2 separate regions of the Mus musculus genome follow, and region 1 is linked to region 2. A link is a loop called in an ENCODE intact Hi-C map of the cell type or tissue named here. Cell type or tissue: heart. All regions are shown on one strand. Links, peaks and the distances in the headings refer to the core of each region. The heading gives the core; the rest is flanking DNA.

What was found. Peaks named below come from ENCODE experiments on the same cell type or tissue, not always from the same donor. Only the 100,000 strongest peaks of a DNase experiment are listed, where the experiment ranks them.
Region 1: it touches region 2 in a loop (3-fold over the local background); 6 of 42 quality-filtered maps call a loop at or near these places.

Annotation. Positions count from the first base shown.
Region 1 is chr12:44,853,714-44,864,471 of GRCm38, reverse strand. Stxbp6 (syntaxin binding protein 6 (amisyn)) reads left to right here. Exons shown (of 6, transcript NM_144552.3): 5 at 3,090-3,247; 6 at 8,595-10,758. The coding sequence ends at 8,618. Among named protein-coding and RNA genes, the nearest start is that of Gm33548, 67 kb to the left of the region's middle. In heart, for the core only: no CTCF peak of the experiment used is centred there; DNase peaks (open chromatin) are centred at 4,861 and 6,151; H3K27ac peaks cover 753 bases.
Region 2 is chr12:45,009,354-45,020,111 of GRCm38, reverse strand. It overlaps Stxbp6 (syntaxin binding protein 6 (amisyn)), which reads left to right. Exons shown (of 6, transcript NM_144552.3): 2 at 457-645. The coding sequence starts at 492. It overlaps Gm38487 (a long non-coding RNA gene), which reads left to right and starts at 652. Exons shown (of 2, transcript XR_381564.3): 1 at 652-6,448; 2 at 7,129-9,286. In heart, for the core only: no CTCF peak of the experiment used is centred there; DNase peaks (open chromatin) are centred at 6,621 and 8,301.

The DNA.
Region 1 (10,758 bases), core at 1,944-9,943, 160 kb after region 2:
CTTCTGTGGAGGCCAGAAGCTAAACTTGGGTTTCCTCCTTTTTATCGCTGTCTACTTTGTTTTGTTTTTAAATTTATTGTTATTCATGTGTATATGTCCGTTTGTTCGTATACAGATATCCATGTATCCTAGAAGCTTCCCCTAGATCTGGAGTAGCAAACCTTTGTGAGCTGCCTGGTGTGGAACCCTGGGAACCAAATGTGGGTGGTCTGCAAGAGCATGAATGCTCTTAACAACTAAGCCATCTCTCCAGCTCCTCTACTCTGTTGATCTCACCAGAATCTGAAATTCCTGACGTTTCTATACTGGCTGCTCAGAGAATCCCAGTGACCCACTTGTCTCTACCTCCCCAGAACTGTGGCATGCAACCTCACACCTGATGCTTTCATAAGAGTTCTGGGTATGGAACCGAGTTCTGCATGCCTGTGCAGCAGCTACAGTGCCAACAGAACTATCACCACAGCCCTGTGCTACTTTCCTTTATTTCTGTGATCAAATATCCATCAAGAAGCAACTCTCAGGGAAAGGGATATTTTCTTTCCTCACCGTTTGAGAGTAAAGGCCATCATAGCAGGAAAGGCAGGGAAGTCTGTGCGGTGAGAGTGGACAGCTGGCCAGATGTCCTCCCCAGTCAAAGCATAGAGAATGTTGGTATCCCACTTATAGTCTTCTTTATTCAGTCCGAGCCTTACCCCTGTGGGATAGTACCTTCCACTTTCAGGGTGGGTCTCTTTTCTAGTCAAGCCTCTTTGGAAATGCTCTCATAGGCATTCCCAGAGGTATGTCTCCTAGGCAATAGTAAACTCGTCACATTGACAGTCAGCATAAACTCTCACACTGAAGCTTGCAGATTCCTGCCTCATCTTTTCTCACAGCTCCTGTTAAACTGTGGTGTGTATATGACAACATAGATCAGAGAGAGGTCAGCCTCTCGTCTGTCTTCCCAGTCTATCCTGCTGCTCTCTCCCTTCTTTGTATTACTTGGCTTGCCATGTAGCATAAGCTGGAAGTCGTAGGTTACCAAGAAGAACGCTTGGGCAGAAGCAATCTGGAATGACCCTGGAAAATATCCATCTCAAAGCTACACCTATATGCTAGTCTGCCCACCATCGTGTCCCAGTGAGTGCTGCATCTTGTCTGTGAGGAAGGGGGGTGTCATCAACAGACCAAAGTTCAGTGGTAACCCTGTAATTTTCTGGTGTGATGACCACGTACAAGCTTTTCTGCTTCCTTGGATTTTTGGACGGGACATGAAGCAATATTTTTGAATGTTTTTCTGCTTGCTAAGTCCTGTGGTATTAGCTTTGATAATGAAATGCTATCGTACTTACTGGTACAGTAGGAAAACAATGTAAGACTAAGGTTTCTTCTGTAAAATTTGTTCTGAAGTCCCAGAATTTCCTTTGTGCCCAAGCAGATTTCCCTGGGGTGCAATCACCTCGTCTGTACTCACTGTGTGTATGTATATGGATGTCACTGTGTCTATATATATGGATGCATAACTATGTGGTGCTAGCTACGATTAGTTAACCCTTATCACTTTTTTTTTTTTTTTTTTAGAATGTAAATGGAAGGTGCTGCCTCTAGACCAGGCACTCCTCACCTGAGATTCTTTTCCACACACTCCAGAATGTTCCCACAAAGGATAAATTATCCAGCCTTTGTAGCTGAGACTAGTGGAAATTACATTTCTATTAAAAGCTATCTGTGGTTAGATGTATCCATCCCAGGTACAAAATAAAATAATGTAATCAACTTATTGAAAGACATAAAACTTATATAAAATGCCATTCAATGTTAACAAAATACAGCTATAAATTTTCCTGAGGTTGTCACTGGCCACTGTCCTTGTCCTCGGTGGCTAATGTGCCTGCAAGCTCTTTCCCAAATCATGCTGCCACTCTTGGCAAGTGGAGTATCAAGGATGCATGACCTTTGGAGATGTGGTTGGCTTCTACTTTCTTTGGTATCATTCTGGAGTGTGAAAATACTACATTTCCTCAGAAGTAAGTTTCTTTGATGGTATCCTACCTGCTAGCTGCTAGCAGTGCTGTGCCTTCGCTTTTAAAATTCTAGAACTCACACATAGAAGCCCAGGCACCCAACCCAAACCATAGGATCCGAGGTTGGAAGCCATCATATCACCTTTGAATTTCAAAAGCTCATTATTGAATCATAGCTCTCAGCCATGCATTGGGGAGTGTGGCCTAATTGCTAGACAAAGGCGTAAAGTAAAAAGTTAGTAGAACATTCTATCTAGAAAATCCCTACAACCCCAAGTTTCTGGGGATTATTGATCTGAACTAAAGATGGAAACAAACTGGAAAACTAAGCATAAGCCAGTGGTAGAGGATTTGTCTAGCATTTACAAGGCCCTGGGTTCAGTTCCCCAGCCCAAGGGGTTGGGGGGAATCACAGGCTTTATAGAGCATGGAATTCATGCCTGGAATTCCCACTTGCAGGGTAGAGGCCGAAAGATGGAATCCCAGGCTCACCTAGACTTGAGTGAGACACTTGTCATCAAAAATAAATTAGTGTGGTGGCTCCAGGTAAGGTATGTGCCACCAGTTAACTAAGTGGTTAGTGGCTCATGTGATAGAAGGATGGGACCAACTTCCAGATGTTGTCCTCTGACTCTCTCTCTCTCTCTCTCTCTCTCTCTCACACACACACACACACACACACACACACACGCACACACACACACGCACACACACGAGAGAAAAGATAAATAAATGTAATAAAATAATAAAAATGTACATAAGATGCAAATAGATCTTAATGGACTTTCCCAATTTTGTGAACTTGTTCCCATTTACCTATGCAAGTTAGTCTTAAATTCCACTGGGCTCCATCTTTTGGAGCCTCCTCAAGTAGAATAAATGGTGATGGAGTGGAGAGAAGCTGGCAGGATTTGCTCTGGTCTTGTGGCAGATCTTTGGGTGACTTATAAGTGAATGAGTCACCCAAAAGAATGGAAACTTATTTTCAGCTACCATCCACCTTGGGCCTTTCCATCGTGTGGGTATCAATCTATCTGTCTTTGTGGGGATCCAATCTAGCTCCTGACACTCTTGCAATCTTTCCAGGAAACAGCATCCTCCATTCAGCAGCTGATAGTGTGACCAGTGCAGTACAGAAGGCAAGCCAGGCCTTGAACGAGCGTGGGGAACGGTTAGGCCGAGCAGAGGAGAAGACAGAAGACATGAAGAACAGTGCCCAGCAGTTTGCAGAAACCGCACACAAGGTGAGCCAGCAGAGAACAGGGTCTTCATGCTGGATTATCAGAGGTCATAATATCAAGACACTGTTCCCAGGGTGGATAAGAAAATCAAGGAGCATTTTCTTGGTTGTTGTTCCTTTTGGTGCATCATTTTCTAATTACTAGAGCCTTGCAGCTTTTTTCCCTGTATCTGGATTTTGTGCTTACCATCTTCTTTCTAATGGCCTCATCTCTTTTTCAGACCTTCTGACTTTTAGGTATTTAAGATAGCGAAAGAAATCTTTAATTTCTGTCCTAAATATCAAGGTTCAGGCTCAGGTCACAGAAAGGGGGAGAAATAAGATCGGTGTTCACAATATTTCCCTGTCATTGACCACAGTTGTATTGGACTTGAAGCTTCTCAGGCGTCCTTTTCCACTCTCTTTTTCTCATTCTAAGTATCTGTCACTGTATGTCACATGTTGTTATCTCTTCACTGGACATATAAAACAAGCCCTGGTCTCAAGGCTAGTTTCCCCTCTGAACCTGGCTGGATATTGATTCAAAACCTCCACTCTGGATCTCTAATATTGAGCAGATGTGGCAGCAAGATTATCGCCTGTCCCAGAACTCTGAGGAAGGTACTTCTTGTGTGACTGGATACTTAGCATGCATGTTTACATTTGCTGTTAACTGCCTTTCAGAAGAAAAAAGGACTATTTACTGTCAGCATCTATCTAAGGCAATCATAAACCAAAGGAAAGAGGAGGTCCACTGGTCAGCTGGTAAAGATGATTTATTACTGTGCTTATACTTAGAATCAAAGAGTAGTTAGTTTCTAGCTGGTGACTTGAATTTAAGTTTCTTGGAGCCATTTCTACTGGTGACAGGTCGGCCTGATACGCTCATGATCTGGACCTGCAGATAGGTTTTAGTTGATTTTTTAAGGGAGAATAATTCAATTAGCCTGCAGAGAATACTCCACTTCTGCTGAGGAAACAAGAATGGACAACCAAGAAGCAGTAAGAAAAATACGTTCTAGTGGACAGAAGATGTTTCTCTAGGGCTCATAAGAAAGCACTCCAGGAGATTGGCTCCTGACAGATGGCTTCAGTGACTCTATCACAACAGGGTCTTAGTGCACTGCTGCTTCTGAGACCCAGGTAGAGTTCCTTGAAGGAGAACTAACCAAGTCTGTCCAAGACAAGTCTGCCAGCAGACAAGTTGGCATCAGGACGTCGCATTACGAGCTGTGATGAAGTAAACCCAGATGCATGCTCCCCAAGGCTTTGGTACAAGGAAATGATGAGAGATTTCATGCCCTGATGCACTCATACACAAAGCAACTTAAAGTATTTAAATAGGAGAAGGACAGTGGTAATCTGAGTAGTGGTATTGAGTGGGGAAAGAGAAAGCCAAAGGAAGTAACATTACAGCTGTCCTAAAGTTTGCAAAGGTCGAGTGGTCCAGGCAATTGTCTCGTTTGCCTTCCCACTGTGGTGCACTGATAAAGCTCTGCTAAAATAGTTTCGGCTAATGATTAAACCACAAACCAGGTTACCAAGGAAGCTGTGAAATTATTCTTCCTAATGTGGGGTAGACAATACCTGGATGTCATCCACATAGGCGTCCCTCTCACCAGGGGTTGTACAAACATCCAAGTTCTGGGCCATTGCCACTATTTCCCTGACACTGTGGCCAAGTTTGCTCAATGGTTGGGAAATAACATGGTATAGTAGTTAACTTCTTATGTTTGAGCCCGGCTCTGTCATTTTCCATCTGGGTGAGCTAGGACAAATGCTAAATTTCTCAAAATCCCATGTTTTCTTATCAGTTAAACAAAGACAATTGATTAATAACCACACCTATCTCCTCTAGTTCAGAGGGGAACATGCATATAAATCTAAACTGTTTATGATTTATTTCAATAAACATAGCTTTTGCTGAACCTGTCCTCTATTTGGTGACATAATGGGATCAGTAATGAAACTGAGGAATTATTACAGATGACTGAGAATCTTCAAAAACAGCAATTTTAAAAAAGAATGCAGATAAATATTGTGTGATCCAAATTCAAAAGGAAAGCGAGTGGGAAGTTTATAGTATGTGAACAGAGAGACATCTTAGAACAGCCTATGAGACTAGAAATTGATGAGGCCATAAACTGCAAAGGGGTCTCCAGCTTTGGTAAGTGCAGGGCAGGGTGGTCTTAGTAGAGGTCAATTAGGCAAGAGAATTTGGCATTATAATTGGTTTCCCCTCCAGAAGATGTTCCCAGGGGAGAAAAAGTCCCTGGGTGAGTGTGTACAAGGGAGTGTAAGACAGTGTCAGGGCTAGGCTTGCAGTTTTCTAAAACTGGGCTATGTGCTCATGAACCACTAACCTAAGAAATATTTGTAGTGAGCAAGCCAACCACTTTAGATAAGGTGTGGCTGCTTTTTCTAGGGGTTAGAACTGTTGATAAGACCATAGATTTACCATGAAGATGTGATTTCACTGGCCAAGCCCCAGCCAGGCCTGCTAGTGAGAAGATTCAGAGGTGGAACCAGGCCTTCTACCCATTCCCCACACTCCTAGACATGTGTGGCCTGTTGACTCATGAAGAGTGGGCTGTGTTTACAAGAGGAAGACACAGTGCACATGGCAAAGAACAATCTTCCCAGGTGACAGTTCCTCTGAGGACAACCAGGTCCAATGGAAATTGTGGCCTGTCTTTCTAGATTATTGTAAAAAAATACCATTTGTCATTTTTCCCAGGACCCCTGCAGTGACCCAGGTACAAGCGTGAACAGGTCTCTTTTGTTCATCCTCTAGCTGTATGGGTGCCAGTCCCCTCTAGAACAGAGATGGGGGACAATGCTTCTCTCCTGGCCCAGCACACTCCTCACCCCAGTTCTGGTTATCCTGTCATGAGGAAGTATTGTTCCTTCCTGAGCTGTGGGTCTGGCACAGTTCCAGCCATTAGGAAAGAGCAACGCACAGCACAAGCAGCCTCACTCACTTTCCCCTGCCCCCGAAAGCTCAAGGTTGCAGTGTGCTCCAGGCTTTGACAGCCCGCCATGGGTGGTGAGTCAGCAGGCAAGAACATTACCCACACTAGCATCCTCAAATGACATTTCTCACAGCAAAAAGAGTTGATCTGGACTCTTCTGCACCAGGGTAGAAGAGATGACAATAAATTCTCTCTCTTTCTCCCTCTCCCTCTCCCTCTCCCTCTCCCTCTCCCTCTCCCTCTCCCTCTCCCTCTCCCTCTCCCTCTCCCTCTCCCTCCCTTTCTCTCTCTCTCTCTCTCTCTCTCTCTCTCTCTCTCTCTCTCTCTCTCTCCCCCTCCCCCCGTCCTCTCTCTCCCTCCCTCTTGTTAGTTCTGTTGCAGTTGTTCAGTTTGAGCCTTTAGGCTAAAAGGGAAGGGACTCTTCTCTTAAAGCACATCCTAGTGTCTGTAATGATTTTTTTTCATTATCATTATGTAGAATAGACTACAGAGCATTAGTAGGGGATTTCTGTAAACTATTCAGTAAATAAACCAGGGGGAATATTTAAGGGAGGAACTCCAGCACTTGTATTACTCTCCGACAGTTTTACAGGAGTGGGGAACAATGGGGAAGCATTGATGTTGAAGCACCCAAGGCTTTAGTAGCAAAATTGTATAATCTGGTTCCCTAATTTTGTTTAGTGCTCTTTATCCTAAAGTCCTTCATTCCCAGATACTTTTATAAACCAGGGTATTACCACTTTTTGCTAGGTGTTATTAGTCTGTCCAGGCTACTTAAAAGCTACAAACAAATTTTAAAAACCTGGTAATTGATTAAACAATGAATTAATTTCTTACAGAGAAGTCCAAGATCAAGATGCTAGATTCCATGCCCCATGAAGGTCTTTTTCCTGATTCACTTATGGTGACCTTTGAGAGTATCCTATCATAATGAAAAGGGGAAGAGTCTCTCCTTCATTCTGAGGTCTCTGCACCTCCAGATCCAGTCACCTCCCACGCTCACCTCCTAATGTCATCTCATGGCAGTTTGGTTTTGGCACCTGACTTTGAGGAAGACACAAATATTTGTACTACAATAAGATCTATGTAGCTAATCGTCCTATTCAATTGTATTTCTGCAAAGTACAGGTGGCCATAACTCAGGGTCTAGCTTGAGCAGCAGTGCAATCATTCCTGAAGATTAGTGGCTATGTGACCTGGCGCAAGCCTATTTAGTGGAAAGTTAATAGCTCAATGAATACCAAGACAGTAGCTGTGATCAAATATTTATGGTTGGAATTCATTACACACAACACTTAACAGCTCTGTGTTTATTTGATGGACCTCTTTGCTAAATAATATATGAAAACTGGAGGCAGAACAAAAACGGGGGCCAAGAATGTGGCTGAAGACTGGGCTAGGTCTGAGGCAGGGTCCTACCTCTCTTCTCTCACTTCACTATGCCCATAACTAAGTGCTTTTTAATGTCAGGAGTTATTAGGCATCAGCACAGTTCTTGACCCCAAACCCAAAAAAATCTTTATCACTCAGTATAGCAAAATGGATGTACTCAGAACAAACTCTGCATCTGACCATTGACTAACCAGCAGCATTAGCCAGCAGGAGGTCTGAGGGGATCTTTACTGGCTCCACCACACAAAAAGTTATCAAGACTTTAAGCTAAGGTTTTCCTTAGAGACAATACCTAGGATAATAGCCAGCCATCCTCTGTCACATAAAGAAATGTTGATGCTGTTTTCCTAGTGGGAGCTCAGGGTTCTAACCTCTCTCTTGTGGCCACCAATAAGATGACGTTGTGACTGCCCTGGGCTTTGCTGGAATGATAGGTTATTAATATGTTCCAGGATGAGGCAAAGCACTAGTAGTTGGAAGTTAAGGTCTATTGTTTGTCCCTATAAGGGAATACAATTTAATTGCCAAGAACTTTGGATCTGATTAAAAGTCTAGGAGGGATATGGTGTAGATTATTTGAGAGTGTCTCTCTACATGCTCTTGAGTTTTCACACTTCATCAGATGTCATCAAGTATTAAGATCCCAGGAGTGTTGCTTCTTGATATATCTAGAGACCCGGGAATCCCAGCTCTCCCAGGGGCGAGTCGCTTGTTCTCTCTGTGCATTTTGTTTTCATCTATCCTACTGAGGAATGAAAGAAAACACACAGCATCCTCCATCATCAGGCACATGTACCAACAAAGTCAATGTACAGGAAGAGGCAAAGGGCAGTGCCCTGTGACCTATTTGTGTAAGTATTACACATCTATCAGGACCACAGTGGACAGGAGTGGTGGTTGGTACCAGGCATAAGATCTCTAATCCTGAATGCAGGAAGGAAAAGTAGAGAGAGCTGCCTAGTAATACGGTCTCATTTTTTTTTCATCCCTCTCCCTTTCTCTCCTTAGCTTGCCATGAAGCATAAATGTTGAGAAACTGCCTATCCTGGTGAAGCTCTAAAGAAAGTGGAGGAGTTTGTTCAGCAGTTATTACAAGACGTCCAGACGGGGCTGCTTCTTTGGTTTTGCTGTTTTGTTTGTTTGTTTGTTTCTCTTTCTTTCTTTCTTTCCTTCTTTCTTTCTTTCTTTCTTTCTTTCTTTCTTTCTTTCTTTCTTTCTTTCTTTCTTTCTTTCTTTCTTTCCCAATATAAGGACATTGAAGGGTTTGATTCTTCATGGTCAGATGTTAATATGAATGAATGGCAGCATGCTGTGGGCATATATTTCCCTATCTTGCTAAAGAATGCTGCAATAGTGTCAGCTTCATTTTTACTTTTTCCATTGTCTGTGTGTGTGTGTGTGTGTGTATGTGTGTGTGTGTGTGTGTGTGTGTGTGTGTGTGTGTGTGTGTGTGTATGTATATCTGTGTGTGTGCATATGTTCCTTTTGAAGAAAAATTGTTTTTGTAGTTCAAATACGAAATTCAGACCAAATAATAAGCCAGGTATAAATTGGCAAAATGTATTTTTTTGTTTCTCTCTGTAACTAAGCAACAAAATAGTTCAATATGGTGGCATCAGGTGATGGTCCTGGGTACAAATAAAAGCCACATAATGCTTTCGCCTACTCTCCTAGTCCTCTTCATTTGAAGAGAAAAATTAAAATTTATTATCTTGAGACTCAAGTCTGTACTGTGGTAAACACATGGGCATATCAGGGGAATTGGATTTTGTCTTTTCATGTTAATCTTTTTGCATGAACCATCAAGAGCATTCACAAAATACAAATCAGAATCTCAAATAGAAATCTACTCTCTGGGCTGACACATAAACATTTCTGTTCCTTCCTTCCAGTCTGACTAGTTGGAATTATCATATGAAGGACAAAAATTTGAATGTAAAGACCTACCGTAAAATATAATTTAAAACTTCCATAGATTTATGGATATTTCTCTTGTTGTCATTATATCATAGCTAACATGGGGGTGGGGAGGACTTATATTTCTAACAACAAATAGTATATCTAGGGTCAGTGAGGTGGCTCGGTGAATGAAGGTGCTTATGGCATAAACCTGGCCACTAGACCCCACAGATTTGACCTCTGACCTCCACCCACATTTCCCAGCACACATATGTACACCATATAAAGACACATACACAAAACAACATAATAATGCATAAAGTCAAATAAAAAGAAGTAATTTGTCTAGATAAAAGTATATAAATTATAACGTGTCAAGATGCTACTTTGTTTTTTGCTCTTTTGACAAAGCTAAGCCTAATTTTAGAGGCTCTCTCACAAGATCCTTGGGAATGAACCTTTAGTTTCTTGGTATCTGGGTTTTGGAGGTTTCGGTATTGTTGTGTTTTTTAGTTTCTTTCGTGCCGTTTAACATGTACTTCTTGATAGATTGCATACTCGTCAGTTTCAACTTGCCTGGTCTGATACAGGCAGCACAATGACAGGCCTTTACAGTGCTGTCAGATTGAACAGAGTCTCTTCCAGGCCTTTGGGTTATGTGTTGCTCAAGGTAATACTGCACTTAGACTGTGGAAATTTTGTTTTCTCGAGGGTTAAAAGCTAAACATTAAAAATAAAATAAAAAACATGCTTGTTCCTCATAAAGCAATGAGGCAAGCTACACATGCCACATACTGCAGTGCATGGAGTTTTCAGACGCCTGGGTCGCCAGGACCCTCTCCTTCTTTGCTCTCCACCGAGTCACCTGTTTACTTGTGATGTAGTCTCTAATAATGCAGCAACGTAAGATGACGTTAGATTACTAATGCTGATTTAAATAGCTTACGTTTTCCTAATAACACATCCCCTGAGAAAGAGCACATTTTTCCGTGGAATACCATAGGTATAATGTCAGGAAGAGGATGGGATTTGCTGCAAACAAGTGTAATAATCCTTTTAGGCAGATAATCCAGGTGAAGAACATACTATACAATGTACATAGAGGACTATGAATGTTTACTATATCTTACGCTTTTCTTTAGGTGTCTTACAATTTTAAAAAAGCCAGGAACCTGTCATCTGCTGACTATTGGAACTATCTGATTCCTAAAAAATAAGAATAAAAGGCCCCCAAATAATACCCCAAATTGGTTTCATTGGCAGACTTTAGCTC
Region 2 (10,758 bases), core at 1,889-9,888:
TATTATGTAGAAGATGACATACTCATTTCCACCATGAATGCAGTTAGGAAAGTGTATTTACGTTTAAGGAGATTTGGTAGAGGCACAGAGAACTCAATTTAAGGGTTGTTAGACAGTGGAAAGACTTCTCCACTGCAAGTGTGAATTGTTTCTGGCAAAGGAGGAAGGGGACGGATACTGTTGTCAGGTACGGGAAGGCACAGCTGTGGTAGACACTAGCAACCCCTCTAGAGCCTCTTGCTTGCTGTTCATGTGACCTTGTGTTGGACATTTCGGGGAGTAGAAACCCACTCCCTTTTTCTTTGCATCTCTGTAGACAGTGCAACATGAAGAGCTGGCTATGAACGATTCTGGAACTCAGAGGTTAACCTGCAAACTGAACTGTAAACACTGGCTGCTCATTCCCGTAAGATCTACCATATCGTCAGTTCCAACTTTCCTTTTCTTTTTCTTCAGAAAATTCCCTGCGTGCCCTCCTGGGTGGCTCTACAATGAGTGCCAAGTCTGCCATCAGCAAGGAAATTTTTGCACCTCTTGATGAAAGAATGCTGGGAGCCATCCAAGTCAAGAGAAGGACAAAGAAAAAGATTCCTTTCTTGGCAACTGGGGGTCAAGGCGAATACTTAACTTATATCTGCCTGTCAGGTAATGAAATTTGTTTTAAGATGGCTAATTCTAAGGCATCCGGAGGGTCGCGTTTGTTTGGTACTGTCTCCCCTTCCACTCTTTTCCCGTCTTTGTTCTCACCCCCCATTCTCCTTTACCTGTGCCTTCTCCTCTGTTGATGAGATGCTAAGTTCAGTCTTCCGGCCCCTGAAGAGTTTCTGCAGAGCCTGGCAGGCCTCTCCTTATTTGTTCTTTCCTTCAGAGGGAGTGTCTGTCCGTCGGGAGTTTTGTTCTAGAACTCTGCTTGGTATTTGGATAATTGCTCACTACTAGCAGACTGGGCTTCACTTTTTAAAAATGTTATTTTTATTTTTCATTTTTTTGCTAGACTGTTGCCAACAGTTAGGAATAGTTTTTCTTGAGACTAGTATTGGTGCTTTCTGGATTAGGACAAAGAAGATTCCATTCACAAATCATTGCTTTGCCTGACATCCACACCGCCTTGTGAAGAATAACCATCTGTTTTTCAACACTTGAAATTTTGTTGGATTGTTATTATTTTTTCTTTCTGTTTGTGGTTAGAGAGATCTGTGGGATTTACTGTGGATACAAACCAAGGTTTTTTTTTTTTGAGATAAAATCCAGATAAATTTTTCATGAGCTTCTGGGTGATACTAAGCTGAGCACTAAGGGCATTTGTAATATTTTTCATGTGATATTTCTCATAATAGGAATGGATAAACCAAGCGTACCACAGTTCATCTGTTACAGAATCTTTCTGAGTTGTGGTTTGGGAATAAAACTTTAATTTTAAAACCTGTTTTTAGCTTTTCAACAAAATTAAGGATTAGTCAGAATTAATTTCAAGCTATCAGTGACTTCATCGGAGAGATTTGAATTTACAGGACTCTCATAGGTTGGAATGAAATGAGAGCATAGTACTTCGGTAGGTGTGCCTTAGTAATAGTTAGAAGTGAACTTTATATGCCCCAGTACAGGGGAACGCCAGGGCCAAAAAGGGGGAGTGGGTAGGTAGGGGAGTGGGGGGGGTGGGTATAGGGGACTTTTGGGATAGCATTGGAAATGTAAATGAGGAAAATACCTAATAAAAAATTGAAAAAAAAAAAAGAAGTGAACTTTTATTAGAGGGTGAGGGAGTCAACCTGGAAAACTATTCTTTGCTTCCTAAATATGGATTAGGTTGACCAATTTTGGGTATGCTTAGAAGACGCTTGTGTCTCTTTAGCTAAGCACTGACCAAAGAAGAACTAAATCAAAAACCAGTGACTACATTTCTCTCTCTCTCTCTCTCTCTCTCTCTCTCTCTCTTTCTCCTTCTCTCTCTCTCTCTCTTTCTCTCGATACTTGCTCTTTTTATTTTATGTTTGTGGGAGTTTTCCTACATGTATGTCTATATGACATGTATGTGTAATGGTGGTGCTGAGGAGGGTGAAGCAGACCTGTTGGAACTTGTGTTATTGACATCTCTGAGCCACCAAGTGTGTACTGGAGGCGAATACAGGCCTTGTAAAAGAATAGACAGCGCCCTTAATCACAGACCCAAGTTCTTCAGCTCAAAGAAGCCTTTCTCGGTACTAGCCCAGGATTTTGTTGATAAAATCCATGTCTTAATTTTCATGTTTTAAAATTTGGACCCCAGATGTTTTTGTTTTGTTTTGTTGCCAACAATGTACAAAGTATGTGCCAATAATCTTGTTTTGTGTTTTCCTGAGCACAGGCATATGATATGCTAATCTTTTTTAAAGCTTGATTCACTTCACTGCTCTGAGATTTCCTACAGAAACATAACTGAATGAAAAGTGTGTGGTTCAGAAAGCAGTTGAATTTTGCCTGGTCTCTACCTGTAAGCGAAGGACAACAATTTTTTTTTGGCCTTTCAATGGATATTATTATCTGCCTGTTTCTGATCATAAAGTATCTGAGGTGGTAATGGGAATTCTAGCAGGCTCCTCAAAAGGAGCCATAACCTTCTTCCTTAGAGTTAAAGATAATGACCTGGGACTTTGGGCTGCTGCATTCCTGTTAATTACCAAGACCGTTGGGTTGGAAATGACAAGAGTTTCTTTGTTTGGTTTTGTTTTTTGTTTTTATTTTATTTTGGCATTCTAATGCAGGAAAATCTGTTATTCTGGAAGTTTTCATCCTCATCATTTTGTTTTTTTCATTGTGAGAGGGTATGTGAAGTAGATTTGACAGATTAATAGACAATAGAATGAAAACCAGGGCAGAAAGAACCAGGTAGCTCTGACACACACACACACACACACACACACACATTTGTTGCATTCTGCTCTTTTACCTATAGACTTATAGGCTTCCTCTATTTTTTTCTTTATGTACAGCTTGGAGGCTTATCAGTCCTGATAAACTAATGTTTTAACTAGCAAGTTAATCAATATTTCTTATCTTTGGCCAAATGTCCTAGGTGCTGAGTGTATACTTATAAGAAAACAAATATACAAGTTAGGTGGGTTACTGTGGACATTAATTGCTTTAAAAGAACATCCACATAATTATAAACTATGAAGAAAGCAAAAGAAAAATACAAATATGTAGGTCTGGAAGAATTAGTCCTGTTTGGAAGAAAGGGCTTCCATGTCTTGAAGTGGGTTGTGGGAAGACCATTCAGGGAGAGGAAGGGTAGTCTTATTAGCGATGCAATCGGCCTCTGGGTTTTCCATTTCCTCTAGACTATTAGGGACCACTTCTTTGTAGCTGACTACAAGGGGGAGGATTTGAAGGGAAAGCAAGGATCACAGGCCTCTTCCTGCGCTTAGTGTAAATCGCCTGTGCTTTCTGGGAGCTTCGTAGATGAAAATCAACTCTTCATTTCTAGCAGGCAACTTTTGTATTCATTAAGGCAAGGTCTGCAATATTTTTTAACCATCCTTTAAACACTATGAAGCATTAAGATGAAGGAAAAAAAGAAGCTTGCAAAATATGCATGTAGGCGTTGGTATATTTATATAGTATCTTAACTAGTCTAGTATTTATGTGATTTTTTTCCCTCAGTGTCATACATAATTTATGATGTGAGACCCAGAGGTCTGTGACTATAAAACCTACTATTTTCAGAGAAGTTATATATTGTAAGGAAATATTTTCAATATATACCAAAGTAGAGGAAATAAGAGGATCTATAGTGGGTTTTTTTGCTATTATTTTGGAAGAAAAAAGGTAGTCATTCCAATTTATGCACAAGGAGATTGAACTTGCCAGTTTCTCACTGGACACTCAAGTCAACTTCTTTTTTTGGGGGGGTGGGGGTTGATAAAGGTGTGAGTATAATCTGGGTGTGGTGACACAGACTTTTGATTCCAGCACTTCAGAGGCAGAGGCAGATGGATCTCTGGATTCAAGGCCAGCCTGGTCAACTGAGTGATTTCCGGGTCAGCCAGGATACATAGAGAAAACTTTGCCTTATAAAATGAAAGAATGCAAGCAAATGAGCAAAAACTGTTCATATGAAAGTCTTACCAAATGAGCCAATCACAGAACCGTATATATAACCATGTACTTAGTAAATATGTCACACTTAGGAAATTCCTCCCATATGACAGGTTGTAAATTCCTAACAACAAAAACCAAAGATAATTTACGTCTCCAACTATGTTGAGTGAATGAACAAAGTATTTTATATCTATGCGGTAGAATTTATCCAGTAGTGAAAAGAAATGAACTACCAGTGCATGTGGCCACATGGACAGACATGTGTGGAAAACATCATTAGGATGTTCAAAGCTAGAACTGGTATGTTCTTCTAAGTTCTTCACAGTACCTCCCATATTTCTAGGTGAAGTTATATGTTAAGTACTTATTAGAGGCTGCTATTTGGATTTAGGACTGGCTTGTTATTTGGCTGATTCGGGTATAGACTTGGAACTATTAATACATTCAAAGGATAAAGATCCAGCTTATATCCCCATGATAATTTGGGTTTGTAAATTAAACTGACCCATGCTAAATTAAAATTGCTTTGTTCTTACAGTTCACTTTTCTGCTGAAATCCTGTAATTTCCATCCTTACAACCTGTTTACCTGATTCTATTTTAATTTGGTATGTATAATATTTGATATTAGCTTTCATATTCATAAATGGATCCACTCTCTCGCTGGCTGCTGCTATGTGCCCACAGAAGGAGCACATGGAAACCAATTTTTGTGATTAGCACATTCTTTTACATATCTTGATAGAACAGAAAAACCTTAGTTCTTCTCAAATTATTACAGATTTGTAGAACGAACAAAATTGTGTTTAAAAAAAAGTTCTGAATACACTCTGATGAAGTAATTATGCAGATGTGTTCCACAGAAGGCAGTAGATTAGGAGGACGGAAGCTGGTGCTTCGGCCCTGCATCTTAGCAGCTGTTAACCTTAGTGTTCAAAGGAGTAACCCTGGAACCTTTTGAGGAACACTAACGCTGGCCTCTTCCAGGACGCACTAACTTCACCAGGAAGCTTGTGGAAAACCACCTGCATTATGCAGGTATTAAATGCATTTTACCAATTGAGGGACTTAGACTATGGACTGTGCACTGGAATATGTGACATAATGCCTTATTTGGGGTATTGGATTTTATTTACAAGAGTACTTTTTAGTTCCCTTCTACAGTTCTACAGTTTTATGTGCTTCCATTAAAAAGTAAATCTAGGCTGTTGCTAACGTACCCCCATGCCTCTGACTTAGCTCAGGTGGTATCCAAAAGAGTGGATTCTTCTCTGTTTACAGGTGATAGAGAAGTGTTCCTTTTTCATATGCCGTTTCTTCCTATTCATGTCAAAGGCATTCATTAATAGACATTTATACAGGTGTAGGACTTGTCAGGGTATGCCTCTATTACAAAGATTTGGTATGTAAATTCAGCCATAAGGTGAAGGTGAAGTAACTTTGGAAAGCAATGAAATCCAAAACAAAGTTACCCTTGTTATCTTATTTCTGTTAGTTTTCTTGTAGTCTTTTTAGTTTTATAAAACTGCAATGTTCTCTGTAATGTTTATTGATAATCTTTCTCTTTGTAATAATGAAACCATTGGTTAAAATAGTCATAACCGTTGGCTCCATTTCTTTCCCTATGGTCATCCATTCTACCCTTACAATACTGCTGTGATGTAGTTCTTTTCATTTTTTTGGTGAGGAACTGAAGACAGACATGAATTAGCTTGCTTAAGAATGTTGTCATGAGTAGCAGTACCTGGTTTTGAACCTGGGTAGCTTGACCCTAGTTTGTGTTCCCTTAATGACTGTGCTCTGCTTTCTACTGGTATAAGAGTTGCGTGAGAATTCCAAAATCAGGTGTCCTTCTTCACTATCTCAAGCAGCTGATGAGCATTCCTTGGCCTTGCCTTGTTTCCTACAGGTTATGCTTTCGGTTTTGCTGGATGGTAAGATTTGTAAGCCAAGCTGTAAATCTCATACACATTTAAAGGTGCTACTAGTAGATATATTTGAGTCTTAGAAACCGACTCCCCAGAGCAATTCAGTGTCTCCTCATAGTGACCTGGCTATGCACAAACTTGGTTTGTTTGTTCATTTGTAGAATAGAAGTGTTCTTAGGTGTTCTTACGATTCTAGGCAATTTCTTGTGAAAATTAATAGTAATATCATTATCTTTTTCTGAAGCCCCTTTGAACAGATGAGCCCAACAGTAGACAACCAGGAAGTTACTATGTACCATCTCAGTTAATCAACATGCTAGCTTCTGTTATTTCTGCTCTCCAGATGACCCAGCCAGAGCTAAGAGGATAAGTGCCCTGCATGAAGTGGAACAGCGAGAGAACACAGGGCTGAGACCACACGCAAGAAAGACTCTCTGCTCCAAAGTATACACACTTTCAAATATTTTTCTCCAACACAGGGCTAGGTCTGAAGAACAGAGCTCTCCCATTCCCTTAACACAACATGAAGACATTCCTTGAGCAGAATGCTCTGGTCTCTGGGGAACTAGAGGAAGTCCTGGCAGGCACTTTAGCTTTTCTAGTGGTTTAGCACGCAGGCGGAGTTTGCTTTTCCCATTCTCTCCTGTGTGTGTTCCAGGACCCAAACCAGATGGAAACAAGGGAAAGCTCTTGACAGAGGCTGATGCCAAAACATTTCATTTAAAAAGGAAACGCCATCTGTGCACTCTCCCACCACCCAGCCCCCTGTTTCCAGGAGCAGTTTCACAGCTGACTCACTCACTTGTGTTGGATAGGATTAGTTTTCAGTAATTGCAAAGGTAGAACAAGTGGCTAGGGAGCCCCGGAGACAGAGTTCCCTCTGGATTGTGGCTAGCAAGGCAAGGGGCTGTAGGTATCCAACAGCAGCTAACCAAGGGGGGACTGTGGTCAATCACACACGTGGTTCTTTGGTTTGGGGCTTTTCTCAGCTTGTGCTTTTAGAGGATAGTGCACTTTGTCGTGATGCTGAGACATCATCATCTGGGATTGATCAGTACATTGTGGGCAGAGGTGTGAATTCTACGAGTCTCTCTTATCTTCGCATTTCTATCCCTATATTGTAGAGCACCAACTTAGACATCCAGTTAGTGTCTGCTAAGGCATTGATTGATACCCTACTTTGCCCAAGCTTTGAGGCTCAATGTTCTGATCTCCAAAGTGGGAGTGTCTGCTACCAGTACTCGAGGATCGTTTAAAAGGTAACTGGGCTCTGGATGTATCTATGTAGTGCCTGAAACAGATGCCATTCAACCTGAGCAGTGTCAGGTTTATGTTAGGCAATGCTAATTCATCGGCGGGGTTTTAAAATGTATGGCTGTGACAGACATGGATACTTGCATCATGTGAAGCACTGTCACACAGCAGATCAGATTTGGTTTCCTTTGGGCTCCCCTGGGGCTCCCTGCCCCGGCTTCACTGGCACTCCTTCCTGTGGTCCACCCAACAACAATCGCAGTCATTCTGATCCTTGCTTTCTAAGTCAGCTTCTCTTAAATCTCTTTACTCCAAAATTATTTCCAACCTCCCTCCGCAAGGTCCACTATTAGCTGGCATCGTATGTATTGCTGTTCTGTCTCAGGGATTTGGGATGGAAACTTAAGGATCTGACCTCATGGGCGTTTATGGATTGCCCTGAATGTTGGGAGTAAGAACACGCTTAATCAAAGAACCCGCTCAGTCCGTCAGGTTCCCGTCTCTGGAACATGAGAGGCTATTTTTTTTCTACACCTATCTTCAGTACTTCAAAAGAAGAAACAAAATGGAACAAAACATTCTCTGGGGTCAGTCAAGTGCACTGCTAACCAAACAACAGAATTGGGAGAGGCTGACACAGATGCCTCGGGCCCAACTTTTAAAAGCCAGCTCAGGTTTTTATTTGTTTCTGCAATTCTTTCCTGTTACTGTGGTGTGTGTGTGTGTATGTGTATGTGTGTATGTGTGTGTGTATGGGGAGAGAGAGAGAGAGAGAGAGAGAGAGACTATGATTGATTAATATTTTACCCTAATTAGTTATGCTAAACCATATGCAGAATTTTCCAGAAGAAACAGCAACTGACCAGAAGCCCAGTGCACTTGGCAGGTTCTCCAGGACTGTAAAGCTCAGCCTGCCAATTGCCTACTGTTCTCTGAGCACAAGTGTGCTCGCAACCACATCCACACTGCCACTCGGCACTGCGCTGCTGGGGTTCCTCCGTTCTGTTCTGATCACCAGATGTGAGCCTCTAATACGGGTGGGCTTTAGCAGCAGGGACCTCACGCACGCCTGCTGAGGTTCTCTGGTTTCCATACTGCAAAGCCTGAGCTCAGGGCTAACTCTGGGGTTTAAGATGGATCAGAGTAGCCGAGGCTTCCTTTGACTCTGCAGAAGTTGCTCTTACTCACAATGAGATGCTGCTGGTGTCTTTCTCTCAGTTCCCTTTAAATTCATTAAATTGCTGAGCAGAAGATTTTATTCCACCCAATGGTCCAGTTACCAAGGAGAAAATAGGGAAGTGTCTTTTGTCTTCAGACTTTGAGAGTCATCTAAAATGAGCGATTTATAAATGCTTCCACTGTGACCCGTAGTAGAAAGCTGCTGCCTTCGAATCTTCAGGTACCTGAGTGTTTTCCCTGCAGGCAGAGCCTGTATATGAAGAATAAATGATCATTTAATGGGTGCTTACTACATCAGATCTTTTCTCACAGGGATAATTTTCAGTCTATGTTTCCTTCAGGAGGGCTATTGAGATCAAAATGGGGACTGCATTTTGTGTTTTAGTTGTAACCTCTATGATGATGTAATTTCTGTCACTTCCACCCACCTTCTGAACACAAGTTATTTTTTATCTACCATATGTGGACCCCATGTGGTTGAGGCTGTGGAGCTCATGTTAGGCTGCATGCAAACCATGCATCTGCTTAACAAACCACATTACTCTGTGAAGCCCATGAGTGCTTGGAAGTGGATTTGCCATGCCAGGCTTATACCTGTCTGTTATTCCTTAAGATCCAAGTTTCTATTTTCATAAAGGAAACATTGGAAGCTGAGAGTGGCCCTCCTAAGCAGCATCCGCTCAGTTCTGACCAGAATTCTTTCTATAGTCTATGGATTTATGAAGGTTAGAGCATTTCTCTGCACACTCGTGGATACCTATACTCATGTATATGTAATATATGAAACATACATACCCATATGCACGTGTGCGTATTTGAAACAAGTAATATATTACTCTACAAAAAAAAGGGAAGGGGAGGAAAAATCCAAATGTGAAATATGTACAAATCCTGACATTGGCTTTTTTAATTTTCATACTTTTAAATATTTCTTCACTATGATATCCTAGATATAATTTTGGCCTCTTATTTAACATGATAAGAAGAATTTTATTTTGCATATTTTTAAAGAAGATAACTTTAATGGTTTCTTGTCTACCACAGATCCATTTGTTTCTGGGCTGGCTGGAATTTTTTTTCAATTTTTTATCATGAGAAATAATGATTTTGACATTAGATATTTTGGACTTTGAGTTGCATTATTTAGCTCATGCTGAACTCAAATTTAAAATCTATTTGCTTTATTCCCCAAGTACAATCATGAACCACCAGGCCTGGTTTGCATGCATTGTTTATAAATGAATAAACTGGGAACTGTGTGGATGACTAATAGGAAATGCCTACAGTACTAGAGGGTAGTAGGGTATGACTGGAACTTTAGTCCTCTGTTCCCTATGAATGTTTGCCCTGGATGAAAATTAATTGATTTCCAAACCTTTTTCTGGGGTCTGAAGAGATGCTCAGAAGTAAAAGCACTAGCTAGCTGCTCTTGTAGAGGTTCTCAATACCCACTTGGTGGATCACAAATTGAGTTCTAGGGCTATCTGGTGCTCTCTTCTGGCCACCGAAGACATTGCTTGCACATAGTGTGCATATATGCGTGGACAAAACACTCATACATGTAACTGTTTTAAAATTAAGTCATCCAGAATCCCTTTAAAGTATCATATTCTATTCATTTTTGTGTATTTAACAAAGAGTGAACAATACTTAGGCTATTTAATATTCTCTCCCTTCAAGTCCTCTTTGATATAATAAGATCCTTGAAACTTTAAGGCTTATGCTGTAATTTGATTTCAACACACATAGGATGTATGTATGTATGTATGTATGTATGTATGTATGTATGTATAAGTATACTGCCATATGTGACTGAGGCTGTTTGCAGAAAAAGGGAAGAAGGTATTTAAAATACTTAAGAGTGCAGCCTGACCAGGTTGCAGAAGAGGAGCTTTGATGTCTGGCTAGCTTGACTGCAAAATCATTAGTCGTTTTCTATTGGCTTTGTTAGATGAGGTATTAGAGAAATAATAAATGTCAACCAAAATGCTTAGGCTTTTCATTTTAGGTCAGTGCACTTAATTAATAATTTACTTTGACATTTTATCAGATACAACACCTGAACCTACAAAGCAATGGAGTTAATAGGTAATAACTTCTTAGGGTTTTCCCCTGCACAATACTAGATATTCATGTCTACAAAGAAACCATAGTCATTCCCAAAGTTAATTCCAAGAACAAGAACCAGAACCAGAACCAAAACCAGAACCAGAACCAGAAGAGGCTCACAGAGATTGAATGGCTGACCTAGCATCATAGAACTACTGCTGTTAGGCGGAAGAAAGAAAGAAAGAAAGAAAGAAAGAAAGAAAGAAAGAAAG